Regions from separate parts of the Homo sapiens genome. Here region 2 is linked to region 1. A link is a loop called in an ENCODE intact Hi-C map of the cell type or tissue named here. Cell type or tissue: HCT116. All regions are shown on one strand. Links, peaks and the distances in the headings refer to the core of each region. The heading gives the core; the rest is flanking DNA.

Region 1 (11,251 bases), core at 3,244-8,243:
CGAGAGTAACATGACCAATACTGGGAACATTACCTGGAAATTGATAACCTTGGAAGCAAAAGATTATGACTTATCCTCTTTTGTTAAAAAGAAAGGAAGGATATTTGGCAGAATGTGCCCCTCTCCTCAAAGCCATTTTTACAAAAGCACACACAGGCACACACACATCTTTTCTTTTTACAACACTTGAACGTGGTCACTGCTCTCACCAATATCGTGCAAAAGCACAAAAATTGATTCTATAATATCTGAATCAAAGAAAATCTTGACTAAAAACAAGAAACCATTATGAATATTTCCTCTATTTAACTGATACTTGTGATGGCTGGGAGCAGCAGCTCATGCCTGTAATCCCAGCACTTTGGGAGGCAGGAGGATAGCCTGAGCCCAGGAGTTCGAGACCAGCCTGGGAAACATGGTGACAACTCATCTCTACAAAAAATACAAAATTGGCTGGATGTGGTGGTGCGTGCCTGCAATCCCAGCTACTGGGGGGCTGAGATGGGAAGATCACTTGAGCCTGGGAGGTGGAGGCTGCAGGGAGCCCTGGTCATGCCCCTGCACTCCAGCCTGGGCAACAGAGCAAGACTCTGTCTCAAAAACAAAAACAAAAATGAAAAAAGATCCTTTCTTTTGTTAACAATGTTCTAAAACCATTTGCTAGCTTAAATCAAGACAACTAGTACATTCCAGTCATTACTCCCCGCCCCCGACTTAGATTGTGCTTTATAACTCCCAATCCCATGTCATTTGCACACCTCTAATTCCTGAACATAGTCCAAGTTTACATCAACACTTTACATCAACACTTTTTTGTTGTTGTTGTTTGTTTTGTTTTTTGTTTGTTTTTGAGATGGAGTGTCGCTCCTGTCGCCCAGGCTGGAGTGCAATGGCTTGATTTTGGCTCACTGCAAACTTCACCTCCCAGGTTCAAGCAATTCTCCTGCCTCAGGCTTCCTAGTAGCTGGGATTGTAGGATTACAGGCCCAGGCCACCACACTCGGCTAATCTTTTTCAATTTTTAGTAGAGACAAGGTTTCACCATGTTGACCAGGCTGGTCTCGAAATCCTGACCTCAGGTGATCCACCCGCCTCGTCCTCCCAAAGTGCTGGGATGACAGGCATGAGCCACCACGCCTGGCCATCAACACATTTTTATAAAACCCATTTTGTGATGGTATTGGGGCTGCACACAATAGAACACTCCTATGTGATTTTGCTTTTTTCTCTCATTGACAGATTAGCTAAAGTTGAGTCTAACATTTAGCTGTAATATTTTTCTTGATTACATAGGATTCTGTTATTTGTTTTTCTTTGGAATCCACTGTACAGAAAATAATATGCAGCCTCTTTCATCTGAGTCACTTCCCCATGCCTCCCGTTTCTTCAGACTCTAGGAGGCAGAAATGCAATCAGGTTTTATCTTCAGCACAGGCCTCTGGTACATGGTCAAGGCCCATGATGGGGTCTGGGGAGTGGAAGGAATTTAGGTTAACTCTGGCACAGAATGAAGGAGACTTCATCTCTGAAACTCTGATCTCTTAAGGTTGATTCTCTTGAGGGAAACTCAGGATGGAGCTTTGCAGAGGTCTCTCCCAGGCCTGGGGTTCCCATGCTTCCATATGGGCTTTAGGTGGGGGCATAAATCGCGCTCGTATTTGGTTAGTGTTCTGCAGGGTGAATTAACCACTTTTCTCTGACCCTAACAAATGGTCAGGCCTGGTGGACACCTTTTCCCTCTGCTATTTCCAAAGTCTTCAAATGTCTGCCCCAGCAATGCCTCCAGGGCATGCCCATGTTGACGGGGACAAGCTGAGCCAGGCAGGGGTCACTCATCCCATTTGGAGAAAACAGAATCACTCTCCCCAAAAGTTAGCAATTGGAATAGAGGGACTGCCCAGTGATTCTCAACTTGTGCTGCATAATGCAATCATCTGAGAGCTTGGAAATATTGCAGATAGCTCTACCTTCAAATTCTACTTCAAATTGTCTACTGTGGGCCTTTAGACTTTTTTTGGAGGGGTATTGTTTAAATGTTTTACTTTTAAATTATGAAATATTCTAAACACTTAGAAATACACAGATAATACATGTAGCACATATCCATGAATCTAGCACCTAGATTTAGCAATGTGGTACTTTGTTTTAGGAAAGGGAACAAGGGAAGAAAGAAGAAAAAAAGTAAGGAAGAGAGGGAGGGAGGAAAAGAGAAAGAGGAAAGAGCAGGTAGAAGAGTTAAAAACGGAAAGGAAGGAACAAAGAAAAGGAAATGACATCTCTGTCTACCATGGCTGGGCTTTGTGATCCGTGGTTTATACTCTCGATTTCATTGAATTCTCATGCAAAATGGGAACAAGTTGCTTCTTGGATGGCTCAGCACCATTTCTGTGGTCACACAGCTCTCAGGTGGCTGCAGGATTTGGAACTCAGGTGTTCCGGCCCCAGAGGCCCCTCAGTCTCCCTGCTGTTCGTGCCATGCCTTGCAGGGAGGAGGATGAGCCCTGGGAACAGGCAGGCAGATGTCTGCACCTGTCATGGTGACCACCAGCTCAAACACTTCCTGTGGGTTCTAACTGTGGCCCCCACTCCACCCAGGACCTCCAGCTACAGAAGGAAGCATGAATGGAGCTGGGAGCCATCTTGGCTGAGCTTTCAATGACTGTAACTTCAAGTTGTGGTCAAGAGCTGCTTGGTGAGATGGGGCTTTAGATGGCATTTCCTAAGGAGGCTCCTTAGATCTTCTGTAAAGTAGACTGGGGATCACCTCTCCACCACAGGTACAATCGAGTGATCCCCACTGCCCTCCAGTGTCCTCAGCCAGGACCACCGACAGGATTTTCATCTCTACCACTTTGGCTATGAAATCAGCAAAGGCCAAGGTTATCAAGGAAGAAAAATAAATATAATAAAATGCTTGGCAAAGATCCACTGGGATCTGAAAATGAGTTACAATGAAGAAACGGGGGAAGGATGTTTCCCCTAGGAGGTCACAGGGATTAAAAATGACCTGCCAGAGAACACCCATGTGAGTGGACATTCCAGAACATTATCCTTCACATGCATAATGTGTGAAGATGCAGATGCAGGCAGCCACAGACAAGGCTGCCCCTAGTTTGGTCAGAAGGACTTACTGTGCTTGGCAGTGGGGGAAATGGCTCAGCATATTCATTCTCTCACTCCCTGTCTCTCTCCCTCTCTGCCTCCCCCTCCTTTTTTTCTCTCTCCTGCCTTCTCCGCTCTATGCATTATCTTATTTTATTAAGTGATAAGCTGTTGAAAATGCTCCAGATAAATGATTTTTCTCAATTTGAACTACATTCAATACAGCAGTTTAGAGCTCAAAAACATGACTTTGATTGAAAACAGCAAATTGCAAAATGATGTGTACAGTAACATCCCACTTATGGTGTCAATACTACCAGACAATACTACCAGAGAAAGGGCTTCTGGGTGGCATTTGCTTCCATGATTTGGGTGATGGTGTCGCAAGTTTGTTCTTTGTGGAAGTGCACAGAGCTGTACACTGTGGACATGGCCCTTTTCCATATTTGTATTATACTTCAATAAAGTTACAACAAATTATAATGAATACACATGCAAAACAATGCTTGTAACATTTATGGACATGCAGTGTAGTTAAAAGCACAAGATCTTGGGGAAACTGAGATTCAGAGAGGTAGAGCAACCCCAGCTGAAGTCTGTATGCTCAGGAAGTGGTACACATGACATGCCAATCCAGGCCTGGAATATTTCAAAGATACAGCTCTTTCTGCAAAACTATGATGCCTCTACTAAGGGATCATCTTGGATCAAACCAAGGAGCTGTGAATGTCCATGAGACAGTTGGCCTATTAACTTACACCAGCTCTGTCCAGGACTAATATCTACAAAACAAAATAGAGGTGCTGTTATTTATATGTGAGCTCTATTGTCATCATCAATAAAATGTAGCTTATAGTACTTCCTCCACATCATATGCAAAGTCATTGTACAAATCTGATGAGATAATGTTGAGAGAAATATGGTGAAACTGAGAATTATAGTTGGCATACATGATACAAATCCCTAATTACTGGTTGCATTTTTATATCTGACTTTACTTCCTGAAACATACAGATAGTTTCTCTCTCCCAGCTACTGGAACCTTCATCAGTAGAGGGTACCCTGTCTCCCTCTTTCCCTGCTTTCTACCATACAGGGGTTTAACACATTCTTAACCTTTAGACTATTGTCTACTTTGATCCTCAGAGCATCCTAGGAAGGGAGGCTAAAGACAGCAGGTGGGAGAATATCCATTTCCTCTTATAGATACGGGAGATATAGAAGCTGATCTTCCATATCTATAAGATAGATCTCATCTACCAAGATCTAACTCTAAGACAGATCTTACCAAGAATCCCAGCCCCTAGCCAGACAGCCCTAGACAAGGACAGGGAGCAGAAAACATGATACTTGGGACTTCCCACCTGTACCTATTTTCTTTTTGTGCCACCTACAAGCAAAGTGACCTCAATGCTCTGTATCCATATGTTGATTCAACTCTTGCAGATTTTCTTAAGGCATATATTTCCAATGACCAAAGACATTTTCTTACATGCCATCATATTATTATGAAAATAAGAAAATTTAGCATGGATAGAATGCTATTGTTTAGTCCCAAGTCCATTTTCAAATATCATCACTTGTCCAAACAATGTCCTTTTTCCTATTTACCCCAGTCCAGGATCCAATCATACTTGGGTTAATGTCTCTTTAGGCTTTTTTGTTTTGGAACATTTCCTCAGGATCTCTTTGTGTTTCTTCACCTTGATGTCTTTGAAGAGCAGAGGCCAGTTATTTTCTAGGTTGTTACTCCCTGGATTTCTCCAGTGTCTTTCATTTTTGGCACGAAACCCACAGAAGTGATGTTGGGCCCTTCTCAGTGCATCTTTCTAGGATCCTCATGATGTCTGTTGATGGTGTTAACTTTGAGCTCAATTAATTTTTGATTCACATTGAATGAAATGACCTTGGGCAACTCCCACATTTGGAAGGCTGATTCTAGATTACCTGAGGGCTTATTTTACTTTGGGGGTTGGGAATGATGTTGGATAACGTCCTTTGGCCTCTAATATGTACTTTTAAAATATTTGCCTGTAACTGAAAAATGAAAATGAAAATTATCAGCAAACTAGATCAACTTAGTATTTCCTAACAAATTAGTCTAATAAAGGATTCAGATTGAAGGTCATGGATAAAATAGTTTTTGTTTTATATAAAGTGAGTGAATATTTAGTTTAAGCAGCAACTGTTAATCTATGAGACTCTGCCCTGACTCAAGTTAGAATACAGTACATTTGCTAAAGGGAATTTCCATGGTTGTTTTTTTTTTTGCCTTTTTCTAGTAAACTGAAATGTGTGGAAAGACCATCAGGTGGCGCACTGGTTCCAGTCGTTTTATCAGCAAATTTCCCACTGGGAAGGAAATTTGCTTGCTACTGGAAAACGCTGATTGCTCAAAAAGCCAACTCAATGAGCTTTTTGGAATCTAAAAAGAAAAATCGGTTTGAGGAAAACTTTCATACATATATTTTGAGCGGAGGTTGGATTTGTTTTCATGAGAATGTTTCCCTTTTCCTCATTTTCTGGCTCCAAGTTTAGGAAAACATTTAGGCGCATGAGTAAAAAAAGAGGAAAAAGAAAATCAGAACTAACTACTATCCTTTACACCTTTAAGTCTTAAAAATCCTTAACTCTTTTAGAGATGTTTTGCCTCTACCATTTCCTGGAGGAAAAGAAATATTCAAAGAAAAAAAAATCCTGACTCTTACTTCATGGGTGGCAACATGTGTCTGTGGTGTGTGTGTGTGTGTGTGTGTGTGTATGTGGGGGGGGGGGGATATGAGTGTGTGCGCTAGAGAATATATGGGGAGGAAGGGAAGAACAACAAACAGTTTTATAAAATCCCTTCCCATTCTCACTGAAGTTTTATGTAATTTTAAAACTTTTAACCTCTAATAGTTTCAGTTGTAGGTATGTGACATGATTTGGCTGTGTCCCCACCCAAAGCTCACCTTGAATTGTAATAATCCCCATGTTTCAAGGATGGGGCCAGGTGGAAATAATTGAGTCATAGGGGCGGTTTCCCCCATACTGTTCTCATGGTAATGAATACGTCTCACGAGATCCGACAGTTTTATAAAAGGGAGTTCTCCTGCACTATGTAAGGCGTGACTTTGCTCCTCATTCACCTTCCACTATGATTGTGAGGCCTCCCCAGCCATGTGGAACTGTGAGTCAATGAAATCTCATTCCTTTATAAATTACCCAGTCTTGGGTATGTCTTTATTAGCAGCATGAGAACAGGCTAATACAGCGTGGGAGGATCTCTAACCAAATTTTAACACATTGAAGAGGCAGACAGCTTCTTTCTCACATCTGATATGGACTGCAGGAAACTCTTTCACCTGCTGCAACCTTGTTTTTTTCCCTCTGTTTTTTGGCTTTTTGTAGACTGACATTTTAAAAATCAAGTATAAATCTATTCATGTGATTTCACTCTACTACTGAAGAGATTGACTTTTAAACTCCATTTAATGCTTGGCCAAAGTTTTAAAGTACTAGAAAATTCCAAAAGTTCATCTCCAGATTTCTCCAAATCAAGGAATAGACCAAACTGAATGGTTGCTGCATGTTGCTTGTACCCCTAATTTTTGTTAATGGTGTCATTCGAGTCTCCTAAATGAATAAATGGGTCACAAAAATTTCTGCAGTGTGTGTGTCACTGCACCTCTGGAATGGCATAGGGAAGAGACTGGAAGCAATGAAGTAGCCACCGAGTAACCCCTCTGCCAAGAACACGTGGCCAGGCAGTTCCACACAGATCCATGGATCAGTCAGCTCCACTTAATTTGCCTGTTCAGTCATTAAAGGGCAATATCTGGGGCTGTGTCTCTTTTGGAATTCTGCCCTGGCTGATAGCTTACACTTACCAGGGACACTGGGTGGCTCCCTAATTAGGAGGAAAAAAAAGACCTCAGAAATCCTTTTAAAATTTTTTGTCAATCCTCACATAATTATAATTTGTGGTTCTACTTCTTTAAATACAATAATTTTAATTTTTTAATTTTACAAATAGCAACAAAATCCTCTTACATTTGACAAATTATAGTACGCATATGTGCAAACCAAAGTATTGATTCAAACTCCAGGCACAAATGGACTTGCAGATCCCGGCAATAACTCTTTGCTTTTTCAGGAATATTGAGGACAGGGGAAAAATGGTTTTCACTTGAGCTAAGTGAAGTTCACATGTATTATTTCAAGATATGCAAGCCACAAAACTTACTGTTTGTGATGGGGTATAGACCTGCGCAAGCCTTTCTGTCGGCTTCCAAATTCCCTGTTCCACTGACACTGTGGTTCTAAAATCTGGGGACACATAAGAATGATCCAAGGAACCTGCTGAAAAAGCAAGCCTGGTAGAGTTGATTCAGGTCCAGGAAACTGCATTTTAACAAGCATTCGAAGAGATGTAGAGCACGCTTTAATAAGAGCGCTTTGCATGCAACAGCCAATTTTCATGATTGATCATACTTCATGTGCATGTCACTTTCAAGTTTACGGTGTTTTCAAGTAGACCGCAGGTTTTAACTGTGCCTGCTTTGTGCCTTAATGTTTCCAGCAACTCCTGAGAAGACCTGCCCTCAAATCCTCAAGCACTATTGAATAAGAGCAACTGCCTTCGTGAGTCTCACATGGAATTCACCTTCTGTATCCACTGGCTCCGCAGGGTAGACTGTAGGACTTGAGCATCCTCAGACTTTAGTATCCATGGGGGTCCTGGAACCAGCCGCCTATGATGGATACCAAAAGACCCTTGTATAACCTGAAAAATAGCAACAGTCAGCCACCCTGAGGTCCAGTTCTGGCAAAGAATAGCAACCAAAGAAACACAATCCAAAGAGAAGACATTTTAAATCTTTACTTCATTTTCTCAAACAATGCCCTAAGGGTGTTTTATATATAAATATATAGATTATTTAAAACCTATTTTTAATTCTGCTCACAATTGGCAGCAGTTGCACCAGAGCCCGTTTTCTTGTCTGAATAATAAAAAAGTTTCTCTCTTGAATACAGAGTAGATTCTTATCTGTTTTTCTCTGCTTCATTTACTTTCTTGATATATCCTTTCATTTTTAACTAGCAATTTTACTTTTCCTATTAAAATACTTAGTTCCATTGGTCAGCTGTGGTGGCTCACACCTGTAATCCCAGCACTTTGGGAGGCCAAGGCGGAAGGACCACTTGAGTTAGAGACCACCCAGAAGTTAGAGACCAGCCTGGACAACATAGCAAAATCCCGTCTCTACAAACAACACAAAAATTAGCTGGATATGGTGGCATGCACCTGTAGTCCCAGGTACTTGGAAGGCTTAGGAAAGAGGATCACTTGAGCCCTGGAGGTCAAGGCTGCAGTGAGCTGTGATCATGCCACTGCACTCCAGTCTGGGTGACAGAGCAAGACCCTGTCTCAAAAAACAAACAAACAAAACAAAAGAAAATTTAGTCCCATAGACTTCTGCAATTTCCTCTCCTCTATTGTACTCTTAACTTATTCATTACCTTGATTCTTTTACACAACAAATTCCAAGAGACACTGGGAGGATACAGACTCCATAGCAGATGAGGGAGGGGATGGAGGCATGAGTAACCGTAGAGGAACCCACCATTCACAAATGTACACACTGAGCTTCCACAGAGGGGGCCTTTGGACAAAAGCCTCAATAACTTAAACTGAAGCTCACATTTGAAGACACCGACATATATTATATAATTTAATTTTTATCAAACTTTCAAAAATTGAGTATTATTAACCCAATGTTCCAAATGAAGACACTACATTTTATAAAGATTAAATAAATTCTACTGCCAGAAAATAAAAATCCAACATTCTCTCCACCACAGACACAATATCATTCAAACATTAAAAACTTTACGGTATTATATAATTTATTGAAAAAATATTTTTTATATGATGTATCTTGTGAAAATATTTTCAACAAAATACATAATAAATGTTGAATTGAGTTTGATTTAATGTAATATTATTGTATATTAATGGTTTATTAAACAAATAGCGTCTACTTAACAAGTGAACATTATTGCTAGAATGTACTGTTATCTCACATTCCTTGACATTGGCTCCCTTTTGAATGCTGGCTTTGTCTTAATATATTTCTCCATTTCTGCCCAAAGGTCACACTGACACTATGGAGGCTCCAGGTTTATACAAGCAAGGCTTAAGCTTGCTGGCCAATCACCCATAGGTATTTGGCCCACTGTTCCCTTTTTCTTCAATGCCTGGGAAAAAAAAAAAAATACCTCCACTAGAATCTTCATTTTACAGATTGGGAAGAAATGCTGATGCTATCTAGGAAACTACAGTCAATGCAGTTCCATTCAAAATTATCACAGAACTTAAAAAGCATGAAGATTTACTTAAAAAATATCTATACACACACTTGTAGGAAAAATGACCAAATCAGAAAATAAGACAAATTGTCTAAAGCTAAAGTAACTAAGATAATGTTGTATTAATGTAGGGATAGACTCCCCCTAAAAAATCCCAGAACTGAATAGCGGTTCTAGAAACATATCTATGATTATATAAGCAACCCTGACTTGAGGCAGAGCTTGTACTGCAGATTAGTGGAGAGAAAGCACTTCAACCAATGATGTAAAGGTGATTGGGCATCCATCATAGTCTATTCCTGCTGCTATAATGAAATGCTTTAGGCTGGGTAATTTATAAACAAAAGAAATGTATTTCTCATGGTTCTGGAGGCTGGGAAGTCTAAAGTCAAGGTGTGAGCAGATTCAGTGTCTGGTAAGGGCTGCTCTCTGCATAACAGATGGCATCTTTTTGCTGCATATCCTTAAATGGCATGAGGGGGAAGGGACAGGGGCCAAGTTATTTCTCTCCAGCCATCTTATCACATCACTAGTCCCATTAGAGGGCTCTCCCCATCACTCAATCATTTCCCAAAGGCCCCACCTCTTATTACTAGTGCATTGGTAATTAAGTGTCAATATATAAATTTGGGGAGACACATTCAGACCATAGCATCATCTATGTAGAAAGAGCATGAGGTTAACACTGTACTTCACACCATAACAACAACAAATGGTGATGCACACTTATATATGAAAATGTAAAATGAATACTTTCAGCAGATAATATGAGATCATTATAACGTTGCAATAGGAAGGAGTTTTTAAACAATTCATAAGAAACACAAACTGTAAGAAAAGAGATAAATTAATTTAATTAGATTTTAATTAATAACTAATGTGAAAAAAATCAAAATAAAAAGACAGACTAGACAGACTAGGAAGAGATCCTTGTAGTGCATGTAACTGACAAAGGGTTAGTATATTGGATATTTAAATTATGCCAAGAATGTCCACAAAAATAAAAAAAAAGAAAACAACCCAACAGATGAATAAAAAGAACATTTGAAGAGGAACTTTATAGAAGAGAAAATTTGGATGGCTAATAAGCATATGAAAGAAGTTCAACCTGATTAGGAAAAGGGGAACTGCAAATCATAAAACCAAATGAAATACTATTTCACATTCATGCAGCTAAAACAGGTTAAAAACTTTGGTTAGTATAGACGGTTAGCAAGAGTGTGAATAAATGGGAGCAATTATATAGTGCTGGGAACCTGTCAACTACTACAGCTTCCATGCAGACAATTGGATTTTATCCAGGAATGTTGGCAATGCAAACAAGACCAATAACTCAGGGCCCAGGATTTCTACTCTCTGCATAGATTCCATAGAGAAATGCAAGCTTTTATACTTGTGCAAAAGCACTCATAGCAGCTTTGATTTTGATGCTGAGTGTGCACACATGTGCACACACACCCAAACCAGAAGGACCAAAATGCCTACAAAAAGAAAATGGCAAAGTAAACTGCGGCATATCTGGAAAAAGCAAAATTTTTCATTTGTGTCATTGGATAAATGACAGCTTCATGGAAATTGTGAACAGATTTCAGGAACATAATATTGTGAGAAAAGCAAGTGACTGCAAAGATGATGTAAACTCAGTAATATACAAAAACTAGATGCTATATTTTAGAAACACTTTCATATGCAGTAAAACTATTGAGAAAACTTTGGAATGTGAAGAATGAAATGAGATGCCTGAGGTGTCCACAGGATCCCTCCAAGCTGCTGCTGCTGTTCCTTTTCTTCATCTGGT
Region 2 (11,251 bases), core at 3,445-8,444, 520 kb after region 1:
TCATGGCTAAAACACCAAAAGCAATTGCAACAAAAGCCAAAATTGAGAAATGAGATCTAATTAAACTAAAGAGCTTCTGCACAGCAAAAGAAACTATCATCAGAGCGAACAGGCAACCTACAGAATGGGAGTCTTTCTTATCTGTTAGAAGAATTCTGGTGGAATTTCTGGGACAAGGAAATCCATGCATTTCAAATTTGGAAAGATATTGCCCAATTGTTTTCCAAAAACCTTGTACTAGTTTACACTCCAATTAACACAACCTCACCAGCACTATGCATTCTCACTGGTTACCTCAGTGTATTTTCAAAGTTTTCATCTCTGTTCAGCTAATAAGTGATAATCTTTTAAAATCATTTACACTTCTCTTTGCGTTCATAAGCTTTGACCTTTTTATTGACTTAAAAGAGCTCTTTGTATATTAAGGAAATTAGTTCATAAAATAGCATATCATCATTGCACCTTCAAAGCATTTTGAAAAGAGATGAATAGATAAATGCATAGGTAAGTAAAATAAACAGAAAACGCGCATTTAAAACACATACTAGGAAATGAGCTAGTCTTTGGGCCTTATCAAGAAATCTTTATTTTCTCATACTTCAGTTATTTTTCTCACTCCTCACTTGAAACCCGTACATTTTGGTACCGTGGTCCCTCTCAGGCAAGACAGAGCTCCTTACTCAGCAAGTGGAAATGAGGTTAATGAACTCTCCAGGGGAGAAGCCTGCTGCTTTGACAGCTGTCTGGCTGTATATTAATACATTTCTGAGCATTCTGAGCATTTGTCAAATACTCTGGATAAAGATTGCATTTTCAAAAATCAGCGCCTAAGTAGACAGGCCCCATGTTAAGTCAATGGCATGTTTCCAGGTAATGTGAGTCTGTAATCAGTTTGCCCCTCTCCAGCAGGGCCAGCCTCAATGTGCGGGTAGGAGAAAGGAGAAAAGTTTTTTTAACGTGGGCATGCAAGTGCCAAACTCACATCTGCCTGCAATCTCGGCTCCCTCAGATCCAAGTGCTGCTGTGGTCACGGCCAATTCACTTGAAAGCCAATATGTTTCCAACCTCACATTAGTAAGAAAACAAAGTTTCTAGTCCTTTCCCAGTTTCAGTTAGGAGCGTTTTTGTTGTTTTGTTGTTATTCAAAAAAGAAAAGTTCTAACACAAATTTGGCTTATAGATCACAGCGGCTGTGACGGGTTTGTGTGTGAGCGAGTTCAGAAATCTTCATGCCACCTCTGTTTTTCCAAAAATCTAAATCATCCTTGATGCTTTAAAATAAAGCAATATCTTCAGGATTTAAAAAGAGCATTCTTGCAATGTTTCTGGTATTCTTAACCATTTGCATATAAGTTATGTTTGTTTAAAACAGTATGAAAGCATCTACAACTTCAAATATTTGAGTCCATTATTTATAGACTATTAACAGCATTAAACCACGTGCAAATCAATTGCAGTAGATTGAATTTTGGAGGGGACTTGTTTTTTGCTAAAAATTGAATGTTTCTGAAAAACCTGTGATAATGCCAAATAACTAAATCCTGGTTGCCACTTTCCAGCCATTCAGTTTACCTGACATTATGCCCTTATTTACTTACTTATACATACCTTGCTCAAGAAAAAAATTTAACAATAACATTGTAAAATGGTCATGTCCAGGATTCAAGGTTCTTGCCAATCCATCACCACATAGTTCCATTTGTCGACGGCCTACTGGCCTGGTGTCTGCGGGCGTCTGTTGATGTCCTCCTCTACCGGTACATTCCTCTCGACGTCCAGCTACTTGTGTCTCTGCCTGCTAATGTCTCAGGGTTTTTACAGGCACAGGATGGGGGCATGGTTGGCCAGAGCGGTCTTGGGAAATGCAACATTTGGACACAAAAACAGAAATCCCTGTCCTCACCTAGGTCCATGGGCACAAACCCAGGGATGGATTCCTAGCCAGGGACCATGCCCTTCCCTTCCCAGCACTTCCCTGCTCCCCTCCTATATCAAAATAAGGTTCTCAGATCACTTTCTAATTAATGTAATAACTTAATTTTTTTGTTGCTAGAACAATAAAATATTGCTTTACTAAATTTAAAGCTCAACAAATATCCCAGAACATTTCACAGTATATAAATAGAGTTCAGGCAATGTGATGAGAGGAAACACACTGCTTCATCCAGCACATCCTTCAGTGGACTGCAAATAATCTACTCTTCTGTCAGATGTGGTAGCTACTTGGTTCTAGTTGAGTCTCCCTTTCCACTTGCTCTTTTGTTCTAGTTTCAAAGACTTTTCTAGTCAAAGTCACGTTGCACTGTGGAATTTGGGTTAGAAAAGCAATGTGTCATACACTTCATTTAGTTTTTTATTCAATAGAAAAAGTGAAATTGCAATTACTACCTCCTCATCTCAAAGAAACATCAAGAAAATAAGGTCAAAAGTGTCTAAATTATTTTAGATAGTTACTAAACTATAAAAGAATTATTCTTCTTTACGATTCTGAAAAATCCAGTAAAATCATGTTTTGCAATGTCCTCAATATTTAAAGAATCAAATACTCGCTCATGAAATCTAAAATAAATATATACAGAGAAAGAAATGTATTCAAAGCCAAACTCTCCTTATATATCAATTATGTTTCAGCAATAGAATAGCAACATTTTTTCTCTAAACTACAATTTAAAATTAGATATCACCTATTAGAAATTCAATGGCACATGAAGTAAGTTCACAAAACTCCCCTAATAGTGGTTGGTTTTGAAACAAATTTAGGTAGTTAAAGTAGGAAATCTATTGTATGGTTAAGAAATGTATATCTGACACTGCTAATGCTCTGAACATCCAATGATTGGAACTTTAGAGTTGGAGGGGGCTTTCGGAGTCACCTGAAACAACCCTCTCTGTGGTGTTCCTGATGGTGAACCAGTCTGTATTTGAAATTTTCATGTTTAAAAAATAAAGAATTTAATGTTTGGCTCATAAAATTCTACATTCAGAAAAAAGACAGAACTCTGGTTACTACAGCAGTGACCCAGGTGTTGGATACCACATCGTAATGTCCTTGTCACCTGCTGGTCTTCCAGTGCCATCCTATAAGAAGGTGCTCACCCAGGACAAGGCCCCAAGCCCTCAAAGGAAACCCAATCAACAGTGGCCCAAGAGCCCCTCCCTCCTATCCCCAGAGCCCCCATTTCCTCTGCTTTGTCTCACATTTTCTGCTGCCCACCTGGCCCCAGGTTCATGTGTTTCTCCACACGGCCCTACAGCATCTGATCTTGGCAGTGTCCCTGTCACCAAGGTCACTGCACAAGTTCTGGTGTCCTGGGACCTCTGGAGCAAGGGTTGATGATTTCTCTTGCAACCCCCCACCTCTGGCCAGTGACACACTCCACCTGTCTGCCCTTCCACTGCGCCATTTGCTCAAGCCTGCATCTGGGACTCTTCCTAGAGTTCTCCCCATTCATCAACTCCCACCCACACCACACACACATACACACACACAGGCACACACACACAGAGACACACACACACGCAGCCACACACGCACACACAAACACACATAGGCACACACACAGGCACACACACATGGAGACATGCACACACACAGGCACACACACGCAGACACATACACACACACACACACACACACACACAGGCACACACACTGCCTCATTCAGCCCACAGGTTTTGATACTTCTAACTCCCAAATAGTCCCCAGCTCCCTCCTCTGGTATGGTTAAGAAATATATATCTGACACTGCTAATGCGCTGAGCATCCAATGATTGGAACTTTAGAGTTGGAGGGGGCTTTTGGAGTCATCTGGAACAACCCTCTCTGTGGCGTTCCTGATGTTCATCCTCATGGCGGCTGCCCCTGTCTCAGCCACTGCAATCTTAGCCCGTACTTTGCCTGAGTGTCTCTTGTGGACTCCTCACTTTTTGCCCTGCCTTCCCACCACCTGCTCTCCCTCCACAGCAGCCAGAGCCAAGTCCTTCCCTGCAGCCCTCCCTGGGCTCCCGCTCCCATTCCCACAGATCTTGAAGTATCAGCCCCTCACTGTGTCCTACAAAGCAGGCATGATCTGGCCCCTGCTGGCCTCTCAGACCCATGACTGTCCCTCTCCACCCATGTCCCTCGGTGGTCTCCCTCAGACCCTCACACTGCTACCTAGAGAGCTCCCATCCTCACTGACTTCAGGGAGGGAAAACAGAAACAAAATTGGCTGGTGTCTTAGCGCAGGCTGCCGTAACAAAATACCACAGACTGGAGGGCTTAAACAATGGACATTTATTGTTTGCTTTTTCCCAGTTCTGGAGACTGGAAGCCGAAGGTCAGGGTACCAGCATGGCCAGGTCCTGGTGAGAACCCTCTTCTTGGTTTGCAGATGGCTGCCTTCTCCCTATATCTTCACATGGCTGAGAGAGAGAGGGAGGGCCCCACCCACAGGACCCCACCCTCAGTGTTCCACACTCATACCCTCATCTAAACCTAATCACCCCGCAAAGGCCCTACCCCCTAACAATGTCACATTGGGAGTTCGGGCTTCTGCATATTAACTTGGTGGGGAGGGGCACAATTCAGTCCACAGTGGCTGGAAAATGCAGAGCTAGGGGAGTTTTTGCACTTTTTTTGGAGATGTGAACAAAATCTATATAAAACATTTGCAGGTACTTTATTGCTACTTTTCCCAGCTTTGCTCCCCTTCCACTCCTGAGGGTTCCCCTCCAAATGAAAGGCAGAGAATGCCAGACCTCTACTTCCCATCCAGAGTAAGAGCCAAAGTCTTCACAAGGCCTAACCTGATTGATAACTGATCTCACCTTCAGGCCCTCTCTGTCCTCAACTCGTCCCCAACACCCTGCTCAGCCCCACTTCAGGTACTGACCCTGACTCAGGCCTTAGGTTTTCTGATCTTTTGTGTTTTCTAATTGGGACCCTCCGTTACCAGACATCTGCATTGCCTCCTTAGGTCCTCCCTCCATTCCACAGGATCTTGTCTTAAAGGCATTTTATCTGAGGGTCTGCCCTGGGCACAACACCAAACTAAAACACCACTCCTGAACCTCTACACTCCCCTACCCTGCCTCGTTCCGATTCCTAAAATTTCTCTTTCCTGACACTGTGCATTTAGTTAGTAGTTTGTTTATTGCCTGTGTCTTCTCACTAAAAGGGAATGTATTAGTCCTTCTTCACACTGCTATAAAAAACTACCTAAGACTAGGTAATTTGTCAAGAAAAGAGGTTTAATTGACTCACAGTTCTGCATGGCTGGGGAGGTCTCAGGAAACTTACAATCATGGCAAAGGGGAAGCAAGGTGCGTCTTACATGGCGGCAGGAGAGAGAGACAGCCCACGCCAAAGGGGAAATGCCACACTTTTAAACCATCAGATCTTGTGAGACTCACTCACTATCACAAGAACAGCATGGCGGAAATCCACCCCCATGATCCAATCACCTCTCGTCAGGTCCCTCCCCTGACACATGGGGATTATAATTCGACTTGAGATTTGGGTGGGGACACAGAGCCAAACCATATCAGGGAAGCTCCGTGAGGGCCAGATTGTACTGGTTTTTTCACTGCTGGGTCCCCAGTGCTGGAGCATGGCAGGCTCTCGAGCAAGATTTATCAGGTGAGCAAATTTCATGAACAAACTGAAGAGCAGATTCAAGGAAATAGGAATTTGGGTCCACTTCTCTTTCCTCATTATTGGCAGGATTTTCAATTATTGGGGAGGTATCTGACTTGAAGTAAATTCTCTGTCAGGGAAGTTTCTCAAATTTCCCAGAAGCACTTGAGTCTACCTGAGTTCTCTTTGGTCATGGTTCCACTCAGTCAGTCTGCTCTGCACACACAACAGATGTCATTCCAATATCTGTCATACTTGATGCCCTCTGCTGGGCACCTGGGGCTGTGCATTCCTGGAGAGCTCTGCCAACCCTTGTTCTCTTGCTTGAGGAGTCAGGTCAGAACCCAAGAGAGAATGAGATTGTGACAGCAAGACATCATGAGGATGACGTGGGTTTGCTCTAGCCATATAATAACAAGTCATTTCAACATGTACTTGTATATATTTATTAACAAGGCTACATACTACCAATACTAGTGTTCTGAGATGCTCTTGGTAAAATCATTAGACCAAATGGCTTTGCACAGTCACCACTAAGATTCTGGTTTTGTTCTGCAATGACTCTCACTTTGACTAGACAGAATCAACACATCTCTATAAGCCCCAAATCACAGGCAGATCTGGGAGGTCAATGTGTAGCAAACAGCAGGTGCTCCTCTCCTACACCACTTCAGGGAATAGTGCCCACCTTCTCATCATCAGCACCAGTACACTTCAGCCAAAAGGACTTCCTGCACTATTTTCCTCCATGTGGCAGACCAGAAGAGCCTTTGAGAACAGCCCTCAAGCTCTGACTGACAGGAGTTGGGGTGTAAATACCCCAGCTCCCTCAGTCTGAGGCATGTCCCACACTATCTCCCAGGGTTTCCAGCTGGATGAAGCTCCAATGGCCCCAAGAGGTAAATGGATTGGTGCTGCACCATTATGGGCTGCCTTCTCTTTTGTCTCACTTCCCTGCACCCCTAACAGTGCTTCCTGAGATTGCCTCCCAATTAACTTTTCCTCTCTGCTTCTCAAGAAACCCAAACCAAGACAGAGTAATAGAAATATTGGAATGAGGAGGAAATGGAAAGGTCACCCAGTGCCATTCTACAAATGGGGAACTAAAACTCAAGAGATAATTGGTTCACCATGAATGCAATAAGTATTTGAGATTAGAATCCAGACTTCCAGATTCTTAGTCCAGAATTCTTTCCAGCATACCCTTATCTCCAGATACAACCTGGGCATGAGATAATCAAATGTCTACTTAGTATTTCTTTCTATTTATTTATTGTTTGTTTGTTTGTTTGTTTGTTGAGACATAGTCTCCCTCTGTCACCCAGACTGGAGTGCAGTGACACAACCACAGCTCACTGCAGCCTCCCAGGCTCAAGTTGTCCTCCTACCCCTGCTTCCTGAGAAGCTGAGACTACAGTGTGTTCCACCACGCCGGGCTAAATTTTTTTTATTTTGGTAGAGATGGGGTGCTTAGCATTTCATATCCTAGAATCTGTGACGCCCTGATTACAGTGTCATAACAAGTAAATGTTTTATGTTCACAGAAACATACTTTATTTGAAATAATTTCTATGCATTGACATATGTGAAATTCTTAAGGAAGTTGATTTCATCATTATAATAAATGGCAATTTCATACTTTTCAATATACTTCTTTTGAGATTTAGGGGTAAACTCAAAACCTGAGCATAAGTACACACAACAAAACAGGAACAGTTTTAAAAAGTGTAAGTGTATACCTAAGATAGCCCTCCCTCGGCCACATTTCCTAGAAAATCCAGTGTGAAAATATTCGAATTACAGCAAGAAATGGAATCTGGCTGGGATAGATGGATAGAAAATTGCATAAAGGAACATCCATGTGGAATAATGGTCAGACTTTGGAGGGGGAGTTAGGTTCAAGTCACTTGAGTAAACTATAGCAAATCATCCTCTATAGATTTCCAAATATCTTCACCTATTAAAATGGAGAAGCTTAGGCTAATGCCTTAATAGCACAGTTCTAAGTGTTTCAAATATTAACTCAGTTCAACTTCACAGCAACTCTTTGGGATAGGTACTAGTCTTACCACCATTTCACAGATGCATAAACAGAGGCACAGAAATGTTAAGTAGTTTGCCAAAGGTCACACAGTTAGAAAGCGACAGAGCTGGGATCTGAGCCCAGGCCCAGTTTGTGCACTTGGCCACTGCTCTTTACTGGGCTTCTGGGAGTGGCCTCAGCCTCCAAGGGAAACTCAGAAGCAAGAGTGCCTTGTAAACTATAAAGACACACCAAATGAATTACTAGAGCTGCTCAAAGCGCAAACCCACTAACTGATTTTACGGCAGTTTGAGTGCACAGGGGCTGGAGAAATTCATCATGTGGATCCCCGTCCATAAGCCTGGCCAGTCACCTCCTCAAACCCAGGTCTCTCCTCCCACCAGCAGCCTGAGAGCACCAAGTTCCTCAGCACTCTAGCCAGGAAGCCCAAAGGCTCCTTCAGCCCCTGAGGTAAGTGGTTTCTCCTCTCTGATTCCAGAATTCCTGCCTCTGGCAGCCATGTGCATCACAAAAATCATTTCAGAAGTCCAAACAGTAATATTGCTGCCACCAGAAATGAGCCGCCTAGAGAGAATTCTTTAGTGACCTGTCATCGATGAGAAGCCACTGCCAGCAGTCAGCCTGAGTGACCTCGTAGTGGTTGAAAATGCTTCCTTGGACTTCTAATTTATGGTTGGCTATATAGGTTCGAACTCCCCCTGCTAATGGCTTCCTTCTGTTTGTAGCATGCTTGGTGAGTTCAAAGAGTGATCATTGGGTGAAGAAAGTTAGAGACTTGGGACTGCTGTCTTGACTGGCACAGAGGTTAAATGGAAATTGGGACCTTAGAAAAGGTCAATGAAGTCTTAAAATAGTGGAGGGAAAGGGAAAGAATGTATTTTTGTGGGCAGTGAAATGATGCGATACTTGCCTTTCTTCTGATGTAATCTTGACACTAATTTTCCCATTTAATCCATGATCTCTTGATGTTCACTGCTCAAGAAGAGTTTGACAATAGTGTGGGTAATACGGAGGGCTTCCAAAAATAAAGCAGCAAATCATCTCAAGCACAATTCTATTGGGCTTTGCAATTAGGGCTACTTTTTGTTGCTGTGTTTGCATTTCTACTTTTAAAACATTAATGGGTTTTTTTTTTTTGTTTTTTGGTTTTGTTTTGTTTTGTTTATTCTCCAGTACCATTCCAATTGCTTCAGGGGATTAAATTCTTATAAGACACAATTTCTGCCCAAATGGAGGTAGCAAAGAACACATAAAATTTGAAAGAGGACATTGCTGAAGACAGAATTTCAGAGACATCACATTCTCCTGAAATGGGATGTTCCATTCTCCCTAAGTCATGTGGTGGGAAAAGCAAAGACGTTGGGGTCCAGTTGATCTGCACTGGAATCCTGACTCATCTGTCAGCTTGCTGTGGGGCTTTGTCAAGTTACTAGAACTCACTGAGCCTCAGTCTTCTCACCTGTAAAATGGGATCACCACGTACCTTTAAGAGGCATTTGGAAGCGCCAATTAAATGACTTATGTAAAATGTGCCTACCATGCCCTTCACTCTTTTGAAATTATTTCTTAATGTTCCATGACAGTTGTAGAGAAATAATCCACTAGGCTGAAGCTTCACAAGGACAGAAACTCTGTTTCTCTGTTTCCCAATGCCTGGCAGAGTAAGGGCTCAAAAAACGGGTCTGTCTTTACTGACCTCTCACTTCCACTCTCACAGGACGCTTGTTCCTTGGAGATGCTGAAGCAGTAGCTTCCCAACACTCCCAAAGCCACATGGATGACCCATGGCAGCTGGACCCCAGGTCACATGCCTCACCATCAGGTGTGGCATCCATGGCTGCTTCATCAAGTCAATGGCTGATTAATAACTGCCAGAAGCAGGGTTCATCAATAACTGTCATCTACTTCTCTTTATCAGTGTGTTCTGGGAGGAAATTGCTGTAAACAAATTTGTGAAGGAAAATCAAATAGCTTATATCAAATTCCAACTAAATTTACAACTAAATTCAGAATATCGTTGCAATATTGTTAGAGACAGAGAGAGAGAAGAAGAATAGCCCTTGACATGGAGTGAGAAAACCTGGCTTCTAGTCCATGCCATTTGGAATTGCAGCTTTAGAAAATCCTGTGTGCCCTATTATCTTGTAGCCAACAAAATATAGTAAATTTGCATGTCCTAAAAATACTTAGCTACTGCACTGCTTATACCTTGGGATATGGGGGTGGCACACAGAGCAATATCAAATTTCCTAAAAATGGAAATTTCCAAATTCACAAGCCTGGGCTGTACTTTAGGCTACTTGGATTGTAGTTCCTAATATACACTCTCAGCCATGGGCCACTGAGCTCCAGTGTATAATGCCACCCCAGTTGCCAAGAAAGTAAGACTGACCTTGGCCCTGCCAGGCTGACTTGCTTGAGTTACCCTGTGGGGTAAACTGTATTCTCTGCTTGCAACCCTTGCTTCCTTCCCACCCTTGCCATGAGTCACTGTGAATGGACTTCATTTTCTCCGTTGATATTGGGCTTGTCTATATATTGTGCTTTGGCCAATAAGATATGGGCAAAAATGACAGTGTGCCAATTCTGAGCCCAGGGCTTCAGAAACATCACATTTCTGCTCACCCTTATTTGGCTTCAGCAACAACCATGAGCTGACTACATCCTGGGTCATCAAGGGTCCCAGAATGACAGACAGATGGAGGAAGCCTGAACCCACTGGGAACTTGAAGCCAAGATCAGCTCTCTGACCTAGAGGCCCAAGATTTTTAAAGAATCAGTGATTGTTGTTTTATGTTGCTGAGATTTTTGATGGTGTTTATTACACAGCATTAAACACCTCCCAAAGCTAAGAATTACATGAATTTGCATGGTCTGTGATTTAGTGCCTCCTGTTTTACCTTCAGCTCCATCGCCAGCCTTATTGATTTATCTGACTTGATATTTACTAAGAACAGAAAGATTTCCCAGGGACACTGTCAGGATCTGAAAAGAGATTGTCCCATAGCTCTCATGTCTAAGAATCTCCTGTGAATAGACAACAGTTTGACCAACTCATAAATGAATGTGGGGGAAAAAGGGAACTGTCCCTGGTTATCGTCCAGTCTTGTTCAAGAGACCTGGATATTTCTCCATTGTGAACCCCACAGCTCCAGGATTTGAGACTAAAACATGTTTCATTTACACCCACAAGATTTCATGGGAAATGAAGACATCAGGCTTCTACCTTGTTTTCATAACTCTGTGTGAAACCCAAATCTTTCTAACAACTTTTGTATAAACTCTTGCAGTGATTGGATGCAAATCTAGACAATCAGGGCCAGAGAGAAATCTGGAAATGGTCCTGATGCCTCCTGCCCCTTCCGCTCTGCTGTGGACTCAAGTGTGGTTTCTGGAAAGCTGTTCTCTCACATGTGCCTCAAATGCCTCTTTGGTCAGAGCAGGAAGCACAAGGAAAGCTTTTGGGATTCGGATGGACAGACAGATAGCTTGGTATGTTGTTTCTTTGGGGTTGCCCTTAGCAACCCGATTAAGGAAATTGCTTGCAGGCAGTTTTCTGGAAGAACATGGCCCGGGGCAATAGAGGAGAA

The links. Peaks named below come from ENCODE experiments on the same cell type or tissue, not always from the same donor. Only the 100,000 strongest peaks of a DNase experiment are listed, where the experiment ranks them.
Region 2: it touches region 1 in a loop (6-fold over the local background); 14 of 110 quality-filtered maps call a loop at or near these places.

The regions. Positions count from the first base shown.
Region 1 is chr20:22,307,110-22,318,360 of GRCh38, reverse strand. No RefSeq gene overlaps it. Among named protein-coding and RNA genes, the nearest start is that of LINC01427, 30 kb to the right of the region's middle. In HCT116, for the core only: a CTCF peak has its summit at 5,407 (motif pointing right); a DNase peak (open chromatin) is centred at 5,420; H3K27me3 peaks cover 1,418 bases.
Region 2 is chr20:21,790,897-21,802,147 of GRCh38, reverse strand. No RefSeq gene overlaps it. Among named protein-coding and RNA genes, the nearest start is that of PAX1, 91 kb to the right of the region's middle. In HCT116, for the core only: a CTCF peak has its summit at 5,921 (motif pointing left); a DNase peak (open chromatin) is centred at 5,887.